2 separate regions of the Homo sapiens genome follow, and region 2 is linked to region 1. The links are chromatin loops, found by intact Hi-C in ENCODE. Cell type or tissue: heart right ventricle. All regions are shown on one strand.

What was found. A loop is a pair of places that touch in the nucleus more often than their neighbours do. Peaks named below come from ENCODE experiments on the same cell type or tissue, not always from the same donor. Only the 100,000 strongest peaks of a DNase experiment are listed, where the experiment ranks them.
Region 2: it touches region 1 in a loop (2.0-fold over the local background); 3 of 110 quality-filtered maps call a loop at or near these places.

What each region holds. Positions count from the first base shown.
Region 1 is chr18:62,660,429-62,668,428 of GRCh38, forward strand. No RefSeq gene overlaps it. Among named protein-coding and RNA genes, the nearest start is that of PHLPP1, 51 kb to the right of the region's middle. RefSeq lists an enhancer at 3,529-3,688. In heart right ventricle, no CTCF peak of the experiment used is centred here; no DNase peak of the experiment used is centred here.
Region 2 is chr18:62,592,555-62,600,554 of GRCh38, forward strand. No RefSeq gene overlaps it. Among named protein-coding and RNA genes, the nearest start is that of ZCCHC2, 74 kb to the left of the region's middle. In heart right ventricle, no CTCF peak of the experiment used is centred here; a DNase peak (open chromatin) is centred at 4,257; H3K4me3 peaks cover 1,699 bases; H3K27ac peaks cover 1,076 bases; H3K27me3 peaks cover 3,838 bases.

The DNA of each region.
Region 1 (8,000 bases):
GCCACCACCCCAGGCCGGATTCAATTTATCTTTTATTGGCTTCTTCAGGTATAGACACTCAGCAGAATGGAGAAAGCTGACGTTAAATTCGAAGTCTTTTGTCCAAACAACTTATGTCTTCCAAAATATTGTTGACACTTTTTGCATCTCCATTGCCATTCGCTTCTTCCTATTTTATTCCTTTATGGCTGAGTGGCTTTGAACAGGGAGTAGAGCAGATGGCATGTATTCAACCTACAGAGTTAACTGTGAGTCGACAGCTCCCAGGGAGAAGGCAAGCACAGGTGAGCCCTTAGTAGCATGTATCAGGAGAATCCTCAGGCTGGAGGCCACCGCGGCTGTGAACTTAAAAAAATAGATTAGCAAATTATGAAGAAAATCATTCATCTACTTCACAGTTGTATCTAGTGATGCCTCAGCCAAAAGAAACAAATATTTAAAATAATTACCAAGTTTCCTCTTGAGTCACCAATAAAGCAGCTGCATGTAATTACAACAATACAAGACATCCCCATCCACTTAGACCTGTCAGATTCCCAGGCTACTGTTTTTCCAGGCCACTGTCTTTCTGTTAGGCTATGCTGCTGCTGCTCATTGCCAACATTACATAGCGCTTCATATGTCCAAGCACTTTACATTTTTTAATACTTTAATCCTCACAACCATCGTTTTCTAGAGTTACTGTTATTACAGGAGGATAATATAGTTGGCCCTCTCTGTGGGTTCTGCATCTGTGGACTCAACCAACCTCAGATTGGAAATATTCAGGAAAAATCTGCATCTGTACTGAACATGTACAGATTTTATTCCTTGTCATTATTCCCTAAACAATACAGTATAGCAAATATTTACATAGTACATCCATTGTTTTAGGTATCATAAGTAATCTAGAGATGATTTAAAGTATAGGAGAAGATGTAAGTTATATGCAAATTCTACAGCGTTTTATCAGGAACTTGAACATCCATGGATTTTGGTATCTGCAGGGGGTTCTGGAAATAATCCCCCATGGATACTGAGGGGCAACTGTTGTATGGCACAAAGCACTTAGGTAACCTGCTCAAGTTCACACAGCTAGAATAGTTCAAATAGAATGAATGGTTAATAGTGTAAATAGAATAGAATGGTTCAAAGCCAGGATTTGAACCAAGGATGACCTTCTCTAGTCTTTGCTCTTATAAATGCACTATAGCACTTTGGGAGGCTGAAGTCGGCAGATCACCTGAGGTCAGGAGTTCAAGACCAGCCTGGACAACATGGTGAAACCCCGTCTACTCAAAATACAAAAATTAGCCAGGCCTGGTGGCGCGCACCTGTAATCCCAGCTACTCAAGAGGTTGAGGCAGGAGAATTGCTTAAGCTCAGGAGGCAGAGGTTGCAGTGAGCCAAGATTGTGCCACTGCACTTCAGCCTGGGCAAAAGAGCAAGACTTCGTCTCAAATAAATAAATAAAAAACAAATGCAATATAGATAATAATAATTGAATTTATTTATCACCCTACAATTTCAAGAGCATTTTCACCTGATCTCATTGATTTTACAGTCCCATTTTACAGTTGAGAACGCTGAAAGCCCATTTGACTTATCCGAGATCTGCAGTTTACCTTACTGTTTTACCTAGCGATAACACTGATGCGCTTTGTTTTTAAGGTTTATAGTACTTTGCAGCCCTAAGCTCAGCCCTTTCACTGGTTCATTTTGATGATTATGAAAATTCATTTCCATAGGATGCCAAGAAGAGGAGGCATTATAAAAGCAATAGACATATTCAAGAGCAGATTGTGAATTGTTGGTTAAAACTCAGAAGGTATTTTCCCATAAAAATAATGTGAGTCATGGTCAGTAGGTGTGTAGGCTAGCCCACAAATGCTAGGATGTTCCTTAGTGTTACCACAGTAACTGCAGCTCTCCAGGGCCTGGGGTGGAGAGGAATTTAGGTACAAGGGAGGACCCAGTGGTGGCGGCAGCCCCTCCCACTGGAGGGCGAAAGCCTGGAGGTGGAGGGAGCCTGGAAGGGGGCTGAGGAAAGGTCAAGGATCAGTTGAGTGTTTGTAAAGTGCGGACCTGCCTGGCATGGTTTTGTTTTCCTTTTTTTTTTTTTTTTTTTTTGAGATGGACTTTCACTCTGTCGCCCGGCTGGAGTGCAGTGGCACGATCTCGGCTCACTGCAACCTCTGCCTCCCAGGTTCAAGCAATTCTCCTGCCTCAGCCTCCCGAGTAGCTGGGACTACAGGCACACACCACCACGCCCAGCCAATTTTTGTATTTTTAGTAGAGGAGATGGGCTTTCACCATATTGTCCAGAATGATCTCGATCTCTTGACCTCATTATCTGCCTGCCTCAGCCTCCCAAAGTGCTGGGATTACAGGTGTGAGCCACCACTCCCAGCACATTTGCCATTTAATCAAAGAGATTTCCTGGAATAACAGACACTCTACATCTAAGGAACGTGATGGGAAACTTAGATTCTACACTTAACAACGTGGAGAGAGTTGAAGAGCAGGCCCAAGGCCAGCTGAGAGTCATTTACAGAGGGAACATCATGTCTAAATAAAGCCGATTTCCCCAAGGAATATGGAGACCTTTCCCTCCAATCATTAGGTCCCTAGCTTGACTGTTTTGTTTTTGTTTTGTTTGTTTGTTTTTAGAGAAGGAGTCTCACTCTGTGGCCCAGGCTGGAGTGCAGTAGTGTGATCTTAGCTCACTGCAACCTCCGCCTCCCAGGTTCAAGTGATTCTCCTGCCTTAGCCTCCAGAGTAGCTAGGATTACAGGCATGTGCCACCACACCCAGCTAATTTTTATTTTTTTGTATTTTTAGTAGAGATGGGGTTTCATCATGTTGGCCAGCCGGGTCTTAAACTCCTGACCTCAAGTGATCTGCCTGCCTCAGCCTCCCAACGTCCTGGGATTACAGGCATGAGCCACTGGGCCTGGTCCCCTGGCTTTACTGTTAACCTACAGACTTTGTGCAGTTAGAGGGTTTCTCTATCCCAGGGTGACATTAGAATCTCATATTTGGAGTAAATGGAATCAGTCATTTGTAATAAAGACTTCCGAGTTTTACCTGCTTCCAAAATTGGGATCTTGCCAGCTAGATCCAGGATGGAAGCTGGGTGTGATCATGTTTTCATTGATTAATTATAATAATTAATCCCATTTTAATCACTCATTTAATCATTCATCTATCTCCTCCAATCATTCTAAAAATTAGGAGGTGACTGGAAGTGTTTTTATTTGTTGGGTTTTTTATTTGGAGTCCATGATTTTCCTGAATGTTCTACAATTGTAAAAGAGTAAACATTTCTAGGCAGAAAGCTGGTTTTTCTTGTTGCCAGTACTCAGGATTTGTTTTGTTTACTGTTGTATTTTTTCCTGAGAGAAATTAAACAGGTCTTACAACCCAACCTGCCTTCTGGCCACAAAGCCTCCCTCCTGTATATTCGCAGAGCGGATCTGATAAGGGAACTGCCATCTTAAATTCTAGAAGCTTCTTGATGACTTGACCAGAAGCCAAGCCAGGGCCTGCAGTTAAGCACAGCCTTCAGGGCCTTGAAGCTGCCATGTGGGGAGACTGGAGTACCTTTTACAGTTTTCAAATAAGCAAAACCCACTCGAGAGATTTTTTTTATTTTGAGCTTAAAATAAACAGAAAAACAGTTGCAATTTGAATCATCAGCGCCTTGCTCAGCAGCCAGTTTAACTGAAGTCTCCATGGAGCTGCCCCAAGGGCAGAAGCCTCTCCCTTAAGATAACACTACTCGGTGATGAGTCATTTTGGGGTCCAGGACATTCATCAGTCCTTGAAATGACACCATAAGTAATAGCTGTATGGCTGCCCAGAGTGAGATAACTTCTTAGGACCAAATGCCTTGCTCAAGCATTTTGCAGAGACTGGGAGGTGGGATGCAGGGTGTTATTAAGGACAGGGAAGCTTGTTGTCTACTGCCTGGAGGGTAAACTGAGCCTGAGCCCTTGGACTGCCAGGAGATGGCCAGCCGCACAGTGCATCAGGCTGACAGCCAGGTCCTTTCTGCAAGGCTATTCCCGGGCCTTCTTTCCTGTGTTCATTAGCGCAGATGAGCATACGTTTGGAGAAATGTGTCATTAGGTGATTTTGTTGTGTAAACAACACAGCGAGCACGTACACAAGGCTAGATGGCATAGCCTACTGCACACTTAGGCTGGATGGTCTAGTCTATTGCTCCTAGGCAACAAGCCTCTATAGCATGTCATTGAGTACTGTAGGCAACTGTAATGCAATGCTAAGTATTTGTGTGTCTGAATGCAGAAAAAGTATAGTAAAAATAGAGTATTATAATTTTCTGGGACCACTGTTGTATATTCAGTTCATCATTGATTGAAATGTTATATGGCACATAATGTTTAGATTTCTTTATCTAAACATTTATTTTTTGTTATTTTTTAAATTAATTAATTTATTTTTTCTTGAGATGAAGTTACACTGTATTGCCCAGGCTGGAGTGCAGTGGCACGATCTCGGCTCACTGCAACCTCTGCCTCCCAGGTTCAAGCGATTATCCTGCTTTAGCCTCCTGAGTAGCTGGGATTACAGGCACACGCCACCACGTCCAGCTAATTTTTGCATTTTTGTAGAGATGGGGTTTTACCATGTTGGCCAGGCTGGTCTTGAACTCCTGAGCTCAGGTGATCCACCTGCCTTGGCCTCCCAAAGTGCTGGGATTACAGGCATGAGCCAACGCGCCCGGCCCTAAACATTTTTATACAATAGTATACCCACCTCTCCAAATGTTTTTATCAGGATTTTGAGTTGGAAAATCTTTTTTTCCTCACTCTCCTAAACCATCACCATTATTTTCCATCAAGATGCCTAACATTGATTCAGTTAGGCCTCTGCAACTCAGGAAATTACTGAAATTACAAAAGGACTGTAACACACACCAGAATTAACCTGCCCTCAAGAAATTATTCTTAAAATGTGCATAGCTTTGACAGTCCAAACTGTACAATAAGCTGAATATGGTATGGAAATATTAAAGTATGCAGAGTTGGCCGGGCGTGGTGGCTCATGTCTGTAATCCCAGCACTTTGGGAGGCCAAGATGGGCGGATCACCTGAGGTCAGGAGTTCGAGGCCAGCCTGGCCAATATGGTGAAACCCCCATCTCTACTAAAAATACAAAAATTAGCTGGGTAGGGTGGCGGGCACCTGTAATCCCAGCTACTTGGGAGGCTCAGACAGGAGAATTGCTTGAACCTGGGAGGCAGAGGTTGCAGTGAGCCAAGATTGTGCCGCTACACTCCAGCCTGGATGACAGAGCAAAAACTACTTCTCAAAATAAATAAATAAATAAATAAATGCAGGATGATCTCATCTCCAGATTCTTAATTACAACTACAAAAACCTGATTTTCAAATAAGATCACATTTGAGTTAGCACTTGAACATCGGTTTTGTGGGGCCACCATTCAACCTATGACAGTGAACAAGCCAGCGTCTTGCTTTTCCTTGTCCTGAGCAGTGGACAATCTCGGCACCCTTCCGCAGTGCTCATCTGCCTTCGTGTATCTAGACCAGAGACTTCCAATCGTTTTGGTCTGTTCTCTCACAGGAGTCACTCTATGGCACTTTGTTGAGCCTTGGAACTACTTCACTTATCATTTGTCTCCCCCCAGATTAGAAGAATGTCTTTTCTGGAGAAGAAAGCTCGGCATGACAAAGCACACGGTGGCTCACAGCTCTGTTGAAAATAGAGTTGGAAAGACGTTTAGTAAATTCGTGCTTTCAGAAGATTCTAATAAAGCAAGGCAAACCAAGTTAATGCTGGGGCAATAGCGTCTTCTATTGCCTTCAGCCTTCCCTGAAGAATTAGATTTCTTCAGGGAATTGGAGTTGTAAACCAAAGAGAGCCTCCTATCTGCTAAGGTGTTAGTTAAGAATTATTCAACCTTGGCACTTTCCAGTTTGAGCAAATAAACCCAGATTCTTCCCTGATGTTTAATAGAAGGGCCTTAAGAGTATTAGAGTCAGGCAGATGTGGGCTGGAATCTAGGCTCTGCCACTGTATAACCTGAAATAAGTTACTTAATCTCACCTAGTCTCATTTTCTGTATCTGTAAATTTGAGCTGATAATAGAATTATTACTTCATAGGATCACTGACATAGTTAAATGAGATAATGCAGATAATATACTAAGCAGAGTATGTGGCATATAGTCAAGTTCTTTGTGTTCCTATCTTCTACCATACCCACTCAGTGACTTTATTTATTTATTTATTTATTTATTGACACAGAGTCTCGCTTTGTTGCCCAGGTTGGAGTGCAATGGCGCGATCTCGGCTCACTGCAACCTCCACCTCCTGGGCTCAAGTAATCCTCCTGCTTCAGCCTCCTGGGTAGCTAGGATTACAGGCGCCTGCCACCATGCTCAGCTAATTTTTTGTATTTTTAGTAGAGATGGGGTTTCACCAGGTTGGCCAGACTGGTCTCGAGCTCCTGACCTCAAGTGATCCACCTGTCTCGGCCTCCCAAAGTGTTGGGATTACAGGCATGAGCCACCACACCCAACTGTGATTTCTTAAAGCATGAATTTACTAAGCATCTTTCCAACTTATTTTCAAGAGCACTTTATAACATAATATTTTTGTTGTTATTAATATTACTATCAGTACTATGATTATTATAGCAGCAGTGAGACTTTATGGTAACACAAGTACACCAACCAATTTTTTTTTGAGACAAATGTCACTCGTCGCCCAGGCCAGAGTGCAGTGGCACAATCACGGCTCACTGCAGCCTCAACCAATCAAGCGATCCCTCCACCTCAGCCTCCCTAGTAGCTGGGACTACAGGCATGTGCCACTATCCCCAGCTAATTTTTTCTTGATTTTTTTGTAAAGACAAAGTCTCACTATATTGCCCAGGCTGGTCTTAAACTCACTGGCTCAAGCAATCCTTCCATCTCAGCCTCTCAAAGTGCTGGGATTACAGGCACAAGCCACCACTCTCAGTCTAATAAAACTAATTTTTGTCTACACCTTTTGTCAGAGGTTGGAAGTGGCTTGTTTGCATTATTTTTGGTCTCCACTGCAATTATACCACCATCATCTTCTAAAAATCTCTGTCCCTTTGTGACTTATGCCATTAAGCTATTTATCCTCCTCATCTCTGCCTTGCACTGACAACTTGGCCACTCCTCAATAGTCATTGAAGACTGTGGCAGCTGATTCCACCCAAGTCCTGTCCTAATTTTTGGTACCTTCAAGGTTTATATGGTTGCCCAATCCAATGTGCTAGCTTCACAGGTCTGTGTGTGTGTGTGTGTGTGTGTGTGTGTGTGTGTGTGTGTGTGTGTGTGTGTAGAGACAGGATCTCACTATGTTACCCAGGCTTGTTTTGAACTCCTGGTCTCAAGCTACCCTCCTGCCTCAGAGCCTCCCAAGTCTTAATCTTCTCAGGCCCAAGGACTTCCCGTCAGCCACCTATTCCTATGGGCACGTCCTGGCCCTGTCCTCACTAGGAAATACCCCTGTCTAAAACCAATCATAAACATCAACATCCAGCTTTTGGCCATAACCTTCTCTTTTTCCAGACTTTTCCCACCTTCCTTCCTTCCATGCCTGGCTGTCAACCTCACAAACCCCACAGTTGAATCTATTGATCCCCTCCTGGCCTCCTGTCAAGTTTTTTGTACTTTTGTCTTCTACCAAACCCACTCAGTGAAAATGCAAACACAGGTCAATCATTCTGATAAGTTTCTCCTCTCCTACTCTCAGGAGACTGAGTGCTGCCAGAGAAAAATCACACCAGCAGGCAGGTTCACATGCATCTTGGTAGGCACGCAATCACACCTTGTTGATGAATGTGCGAAGGCATCAATTGGACCCTCAGCTTTTGTCATCACCCGTGTTACTTGACCTTGCTTGACTGGCTTCTTCTCTGATTCTTTTCCACCACTTCTAACCCAATCTAGGTTCAACCATTTGGCCTCAAGAGTGGCGGTATCAAGGAACAAAGTTT
Region 2 (8,000 bases), 68 kb before region 1:
TAAGAGTACATATTAATAGATTGGACTTCCTCAGAATTAAAACTCCGCTCTTTGAACAACATTGTTCAGAAGATGAAAAGACAAGCCATAGACTGGGAGAAAATGTTTGCATATCATACATTTGATAAAGGATTTGTATCTAGAACCTCAAAACTCCATAATAAGAAAACACAATTTTTAAAATGGGCAAAAGATCTAAGTGCTTCACCAAGGAAGAAGCCCATGAAAAGATGCTCAACATTGTTGGTCTTCAGGGAAATGCAAATTAAAACCACAGTGAAATACCTCTGCACACCTATTATAGAGTGGTTGAAATAAAAAGACCACACTAGGTGTTGACCAACATGTGGAGCAACTGGAACTCTCATAAACTTCAGACTGGAGTGTAAAATGGTACAACCACTTTGGAAAAGTTTGGCAGTTCTTAAGTTAAACATACGCCTACTATAATCCAGCCACTCTACTTTTAGGAATTTACCCAAACGAAACAACAGCATATGTCTATGCAAAGATTTGTGTAAGAATGTCCATAACAGCTTTATTTGTATTAGGCTACAAGTAGAAACAACTCAAATCTCCATCAGCAGGTGAAAGAATGGTCTCACCAAACAATGGAATATTACTCAGCAATAAAGGGAATGAATTGCTGAGACACAACATGGTGAATCTCAAAATAACTGTGCCAAGTGAAAGAAGCCAGACAAAATATGAGCACCAGACTGCATTATTCCATTTGGATAAAATTCTGGGAAATGGAAATGACAGGAAGCAGATCAGTGGTTGCCTGGGTGTAGAGGTAGGGGCATGAATGGGGAAACCACAAGGGGACACAAGAAAACTTTTGGATGTGATAGGTATAGTCACTATCTTGATTGTGGTAATGGTTTCACAGGTACATATGTCAAAACATATATATATATATATATATATATATATATATATATATATATATATATATATATATGTCTCCCCGCTCCCCCCGGAGATAGAGTCTTACTCTGTTGCACAGGCTGGAGTGCAGTGGCATGATCTCAACTCAGTGCAACCTCTGCCTTCCAGGTTCAAGTGATTCTCCTGCCTCAGCCTCCTGAGTACCTGGCATTACAGACATGCACCTCCACACCCTGCCAATTTTATATTTTTAGTAGAGATGAGGTTTCACCATGTTGGCCAGGCTGGTCTCGAACTCCTGACCTCAGGTGATCCACCCACCTTGGCCTCCCAAAGTGCTGGGATTACCGGCTTAAGCCACTGCACCTGGCCTCTTTATTTTTTAGAGAGAAGGGTTTTGCTCTGTCACCCTGGCTGGAGTGCAGCGGCACAATCAGAGCTTGCTTCAGCCTTGAAGTCCTGGGCTCAAGTGATCCTCCTGCCTTGGCCTCCCAAGTAGCTAGGACTACAGGTGTGTACCACCACACCCAGCTAAATTTTTCGTATCTTTTTTGTAGAGACAGGGTTCTACTATGTTGCCTTGGCTGGTCTTGAACTCCTGGGCTCCAGTAATGCTCCTGCCTTGGCCTCTGAAAGTGCTGGGATTACAAGTGTGAGCCACTGTGCCCAGCCAAAATTTTTAAATATTGAAATAAAATTTAAGATTTAGCTCCTTAGTTGCACTAGCCATATTTTAAGCACTCAGTGGCCACTTGTGGCTAATGGCTACTGCATTTGACACCAGCAAGAGAGAACATTTTCCTCATAGCAGAAAGTTCTGTTGAATAGTGCTAGTCCTAACGCAGGACCTCCTGTTCCAGGCTAGCAAGGAATTCTCATAAAAAGAATTTTCTTTTGGGCAAAATGTCCCTGCTGCTTTTGTCTGCAAAGCAAAATGGATGATGGGGAGGGACATGTGACAAGCCACCAGGACAGGCCATTACCAGGGGCAGGTGCACAGGTGCATGCCTGTTCCTTCAGCTGTACCATTGGGAACATGGATATTTTGCTTTCTAGTCCTGCTCCTCAAATGTAGTTCACCCCTAGGTAATCCATTTCATGTGAGGAATCTGGGGTCTTTGCCCACTTTATGTCCTGTACCTTTTTTTTTTTTTTTTTTCCTGAGACGGAGTCTCATTCTGTCGCTCAGGCTGGAATGCAGTGGCACGATCTCCGCTCACTGCAACCTCCACCTCCTGGGTCCAAGCGATTCTCCTGCCTCGGCCTCCCGAGTACCTGGGATTACAGGCACCTGCCACCATGCACGGCTAATTTTTGCATTTTTAGTAGAGATAGGGTTTCACCATGTTGGCCAGGCTGGTCTTGAACTCCTGACCTCAGGTGATCTGCCCGCCTTGGCCTCCCAAAGTGCTAGGATAACAGGCATGAGCCCCCGTGCCTGGCCTGTCGTTGTTGTTTTTGAGACAGGGTCTCACTTTGTTGACCTGGCTGGAGTGCAGTGGCACCATCACTGCAGCTTTCAACTCCTTGGCTCAGGCAATTCTTTCTACAGGCACATGCTACCAAGCCTGATTTTGTTGTTGTTGTTGTTGTTGTTGTTTTTTAGACGGAGTCTGGCTCTGTCACCCAGGCTGGAGTGCAGTAGCGCGATCTCGGCTCACTGCAAGCTCCGCCTCCCGGGTTCACGCCATTCTCCTGCCTCAGCCTCCCAAATAGCTGGGACTACAGGCGCCCGCCACTACGCCCGGCTAATTTTTTGTATTTTTAGTAGAGGCGGGATTTCACTGTGTTAGCCAGGATGGTCTTGATCTCCTGACCTCGTGATCCGCCCACCTCGGCCTCCCAAAGTGTTGGGATTACAGGCGTGAGCCACCGCGCCCGGCCTTTTTTTTTTTTTTTTTTTTTTTTTTTAAGAGATAGAGGTATGTATGTATGTATGCAGTATGCATTTATTTATTTAGGAACGAGGTCTCAATCTGTCACCCAGGCTCTGGAGTGCAGTGGCATGATCACAGTTCACTACAGCCTGGACCTCACAGGCTCAAGCAAGTCCTTCTACCTCAGCCTCCCAAGTAGCTGGGACTACAGGTACACACCATCAAGCCTGGCTAATGTTATTTTATTTTTTCATGTAGAGATGTAGTCTTGCTATGTTGCCCAGGCTGGTCTCTGACTCCTGGGCTCAAGTGATCCTCCCACCTCGGCCTCCCAAAACATTGGGATTATAGGCCACAGCCACTGCCCATGGCCCCTGCACCCTTTAGTGTCCAGGGGAAGCTGCAGACCTCCTACGCAGAATGATGTTTTTAAGTGCACCAAGTCATATACATAGAATTACAAAGAAAACCAATGGCATTAAAATACAGTTTTGTCTCCAGAACCTGGCTATACAGAACCAGTCATGTAACTGCGATGATTGGGAATGAGGCCACTCCTTAAACCTATTTTGACAATTTGGCAATTCTTAACCCGGATTCCAGAATACAATCGAACGAGGAGTTTGGCTTCCCTAGAAATCTGTCATTTTTTGGATGAATGAAGGAATGGAAACGACACAGGGACTACGAAGAAAAGCCCAGCCACCTGGCCCTTTCCAATTCTGGCCGCGGACAGCCAGTGCTGTGGCCAGTTTCGCCCGCCCACGCCCTCCTCCCCAAATATATATTTTGAAAATTATTTGTTCAACAAATATGTGTTGGGGTCGTGCCCTCCGTGCTGCCCTGGGACGCGACCGTCACACGGAACCTCCCCTGGGCCTGGGGGCCGCGCTGTGTTGTTTGCGCCGGGACTGCGGAGGACGGCGGCGCGGGCCGGGGCTCTGGGCGGGTTCGCGTTCAGATCCTCGAAGTGGCTCCCTCCGGGACCTCGCTGGCTTTCCTGTTCCCGACCCCTCGGCCAAGCCGTGCGACCGGGTGGGCTCTGCTTCCCCGGGACCCCACTCTGACCCCATCCCCTAAGCCGCTCCCGCGAGCACCTCAGCTCCGCTCCCGCGCGGGTCAGCAATTCGAAGTCCGCCCCAGACCCCTGGGCCTTCGGGCGCCCCCGGAAGCCGCAGGGACTGTCGGACTGAGCGGCCCCCTTGCTTGGGTGGGAGCTGGGGTGCAGAGAGGGGCTGTTCTCGCACCCTTCCGCTGCATCGGTCCCCGGGCCAGTGCGGAGACTCCTCTTTGCGTTTCCAAATCACTTTTACGAACAAAAGAGGCGCCCAGAGGATATCACCCCGGGCGCACCGCCCTCCAGGGGTGTTTGAAACGTGAGCTGTTGTCAGGCCCAGGGCCAAGGATGCTAAATGTCCGGGAAAATGCGCGCGGCAGCCGGCCACACTCAGGACGATGGTCCGTCCCCGAGAGCCAGCAGGGCTGCGGAGAGGAAGATCCAGCCGCCGAGCGCAGCGCGCACGGAGCGGGACGCCTGCGGCGATGCCTGCCCGGGTGGCCGCTGTCCTCTGCCCGGGCGCCGCTGGAGCCGCGCGTCCCCATCGCCGCGCCGGCTAGTCCCACAGGTGCCCGGAGAGGGAGGCACGGAGGCATACCCAACCTTGAGTGCGTCCAGCATACGTGGGTGTGGACGAAGGTGAGAAAGGGTTCTTTCCAAAGGTTCAAGACAGAGCTTCCAGTACCTTCTAAATCCCCAGAAAGTAGTGGTCTAGAAGTTGCTTCTCCGCTTCCCAACGCCACAGGTGAAGGAGCCAGGAATCTCCCTTCCCTGTGGATCGCCTTCTCCTCCCTTTCTGCATGCCCCTGGGATCCTAATCCCATTTGCCTCAGGATTGGAGTCTCAGGTATTGATTTCATCCTGAACTAAGAGGGGAGAGATCTGGACTCTTGTCTGCAAAACAGGCAGGGTCTTGTGTCTAATAAGCACTCAATGAACATCGATGGAATGAATGAGGGGGGGGAACTTCTCCACTCAGGGTTCCCTTTTGTTCCTCTTCTGATCAAGAAATGATGTATCCTCCCAGGGCACATTGATCAGCGGAAATTATGGAGGCTGCACGGCCTCTGGATCTTTCCCCCCTCAAGACAGGAAAAGGACCTTCAAAGCCATTCACTTCCTTACAACAAGCCCCGAGGAAAGGTGGGACGCGCCATTCTGAAAAAGAAAGTAAATGACTTCATTCACTTGTTTTTAAAATGGGACAGATAGGCCGGAGGCGGTGGCTCACACCTGTAGTCCCAGCACTTTGGGAGGTCGAGGCGGGTGAATCACTTGAGGTCAGGAGTTTGAGACCAGCCTGGCCAACATGGTGAAACCCCATCTCTACTAAAAATACAAAAATTAGCTGGGCGTGGTGGCGGGAGCCTGTAATCTCAGGTACTTGGGAGGCTGAGGCAGGAGAATCGCTTGAACCCGGGCGGGGGAGCTTGCAGAGAGCAGAGATCTCGCTACTGCACTCCAGCCTGGGCGAGAGAGTGAGACTCCGTCTCAATAAAAAATAATAAAATAAAATGGGACATATAAAGCATGAGGGCATGTTTATCAGTGAAATTTTTTAACAGAGTTAAAAATTAAAATCCCTGGTCCCCATCCCTGAGTCCCAATTCTCTCCCCAGGGATCTCCATTGTTGGTCTGCTGTGCACCAGCCTCATCTCACTACCCCTTCCCTGCACTCCACCTGTCTTCCTGCGGCCCCACCTGCAGGCCTTGGTGTTTATTATTTCTTCCATCTGGAATGCTTCCCGCTTCCTTTTCCTTTTGAGGAGGCGGGTATTTTATTTTTATTAAGGTATAACATGTATATATATAGTAAAGTGCACATGCCTAAAGCATGCAACTCAATGACTTTTCACATAATTTTTGTTGGTTTGTTTGAGATGGCGTCTCACTCTGTCTCCCAGGCTGGAGTGCAGTGGTGCAATCTCGGTTCACTGCAACCTCCGCCTCCCGGGTTCAAGGGATTCTCCCACCTCAGCCTCCGGAGTAGCTGGGACTGCAGGCGCCTGCCACCATGTCTGGCTAATTTTTGTATTTATAGTAGAGATGGGGTTTCACCATGTTGGCCAGACTGATCTTCAACTCCTGACCTCAAGTGATCCGCCCACTTCGGCCTCTCAAAGTGCTGGGATTACAGGTGTGAGCCACCCCCAATGCTGCCCTAATATTGTACTTATACAGTCTATTCACCCAGATCAAGATATAGGACATGTTCAGCACACCTGAAAGCTCCCTCGTGCCTCCCCCAGTCGGTGCCCTCCCCGGAGGTAACCACTCTTCTGACCTCTATTGCCTGTATTCACTTTGTGCACCTGAATGATCTAATGGTCTTTTGCATCTCTGGTGTTTTTAGTGGGAGTTTATTCGCATCCCGCAGGTTTCAGCTCTTCTCCTTTCCCATTCCTTTCAATGGCATGACGGCGTTTCTTTCCTTCAAACCACTTCTCAGTTTGCAATTTCTGTGTTAGTTTGTTTACCTGTCTGCTGTTTGCTTTCCAGCTAGAAGGTAAGTGTCCTCTCCCATTCACTGCTGTCTCCTGAGCCCCTAGCGCAGTGTCGGCGCACGTAGATATTCAACAAATACTTACTCAATGGATGAGTATGGGAATGAAAGGAAGAAATACTCCAGGCATGAATTTTTGCCGTCCTGAATCTAAAACCAATTTACTTGGGCAAACACTGGCCTATGACTGAGATCTCTGCATTTGTTTTACAAAGACAGTGTTCACCAAATCCAAGTTAGAAGACTTAGAGAAAAATACTGAAGTTATTCCAGTCTGCCTGGAAGCCAAAAGTGGCATCATTCTCACCTTCTGTGATAGGACTACCTTCTCAACCAAGACTAAATTTTCGCTTTAAACTGTTGAATCAGTGTTTTATAAAAGCACTCCACTTTGGCTACATAAAAAGACCCTCAACAGTGGTGTTTCCCCCCCACCTCTCTTTTTACAGTCAGGGTCTCCTTCCATCAGTCCATTGCTGGAGGGCAGTGGTGTGATCATAGCTTAATAGTGGTTATCTCCATTGGGGTGATGGAGGATGATTTTGCTTACTTCCCTTATACTTTGTCATTTTTTATATGGACACATTTTACTTCTTCAAATTTTTAAATAATGTTTAATTGTGGCAAAACACATATAACTTAAAATTTAGCACCTTAACCATTTTTAAGTGTACAGTTCAATAGTGTCAAATACATTCACATTGTTATACAACCAATCACCAGGATGCTTTTCATCTTGCAACTCTGAAACTCTGTACCCATTAAACAACTCCCCATCTCCCTCTCCACTTCCCCCAGCCCATGGCAACCACCATTCTGTTTTTTTTCTCTGTAAATTTGACTACTCTAGGTACCTCACATATGTAGAATTATACAGGATTTGTCCGTTTGTAACTGGCTTATTTCACTTATTGAATTCAAGATTCATCTATGTGGTAGCCTGTGTCAGAATTCTCTTCTCTTTTAAGGCTGAATTATATTCCATGGTATGAATATCCCACCTTTTGTTTATTTATTCATCTACCCAGAAATGGAATGACTGGGTCATGTAGTACTTCTATTTTTAATTTTTTGAGAAACTGCCGTACTTTTTTCCATAGCAACTACAACAACTACATTCCCACCAACAGTGCACAAGGGTTCCAGTTTCTTTACATCCTCACCAACACTTGTTATTTTCTGACTGTTTTTTAATAATAGCCATCCTAATGGGTGTGAAGTGATATCTCATTGTGGTTTTGATTTGCATTTTCCTAGTAACTAATGCTGTTGAGCATTTTTTTCATGTGTTTGTTGGCTGTTTGAATTATCTTTGGAGAAATGTCTGTTCACGTTCTTTGCCCATTTTTTAACCAGCTTGTGTTTTTTGTTGTTCAGTTCTAGTACCTATTATTTTTAAGAAAAGAATTTTCTTTCAGGAAGAAATGGAGGGGAAAGCATACAGGAAGCCGAGCAAGAGAGGTTTGGTGGTTAGAAGTGTGGGCTCTGAAATTCGAAGATTGTTACCATAGTTATTGAGCACCTGCTGTATGAGCTAGGCTAGGCTAACTACTCTAACAACCCTGAAAGCTCAGCGACCCAACACAATAAAAGTGTGGCTTCCAATGCAAGTACAGCATGTTCTGAGGCAGAGGTAGGGGGAGGGCAGGGGTTATCAAGGGATGATAGGGC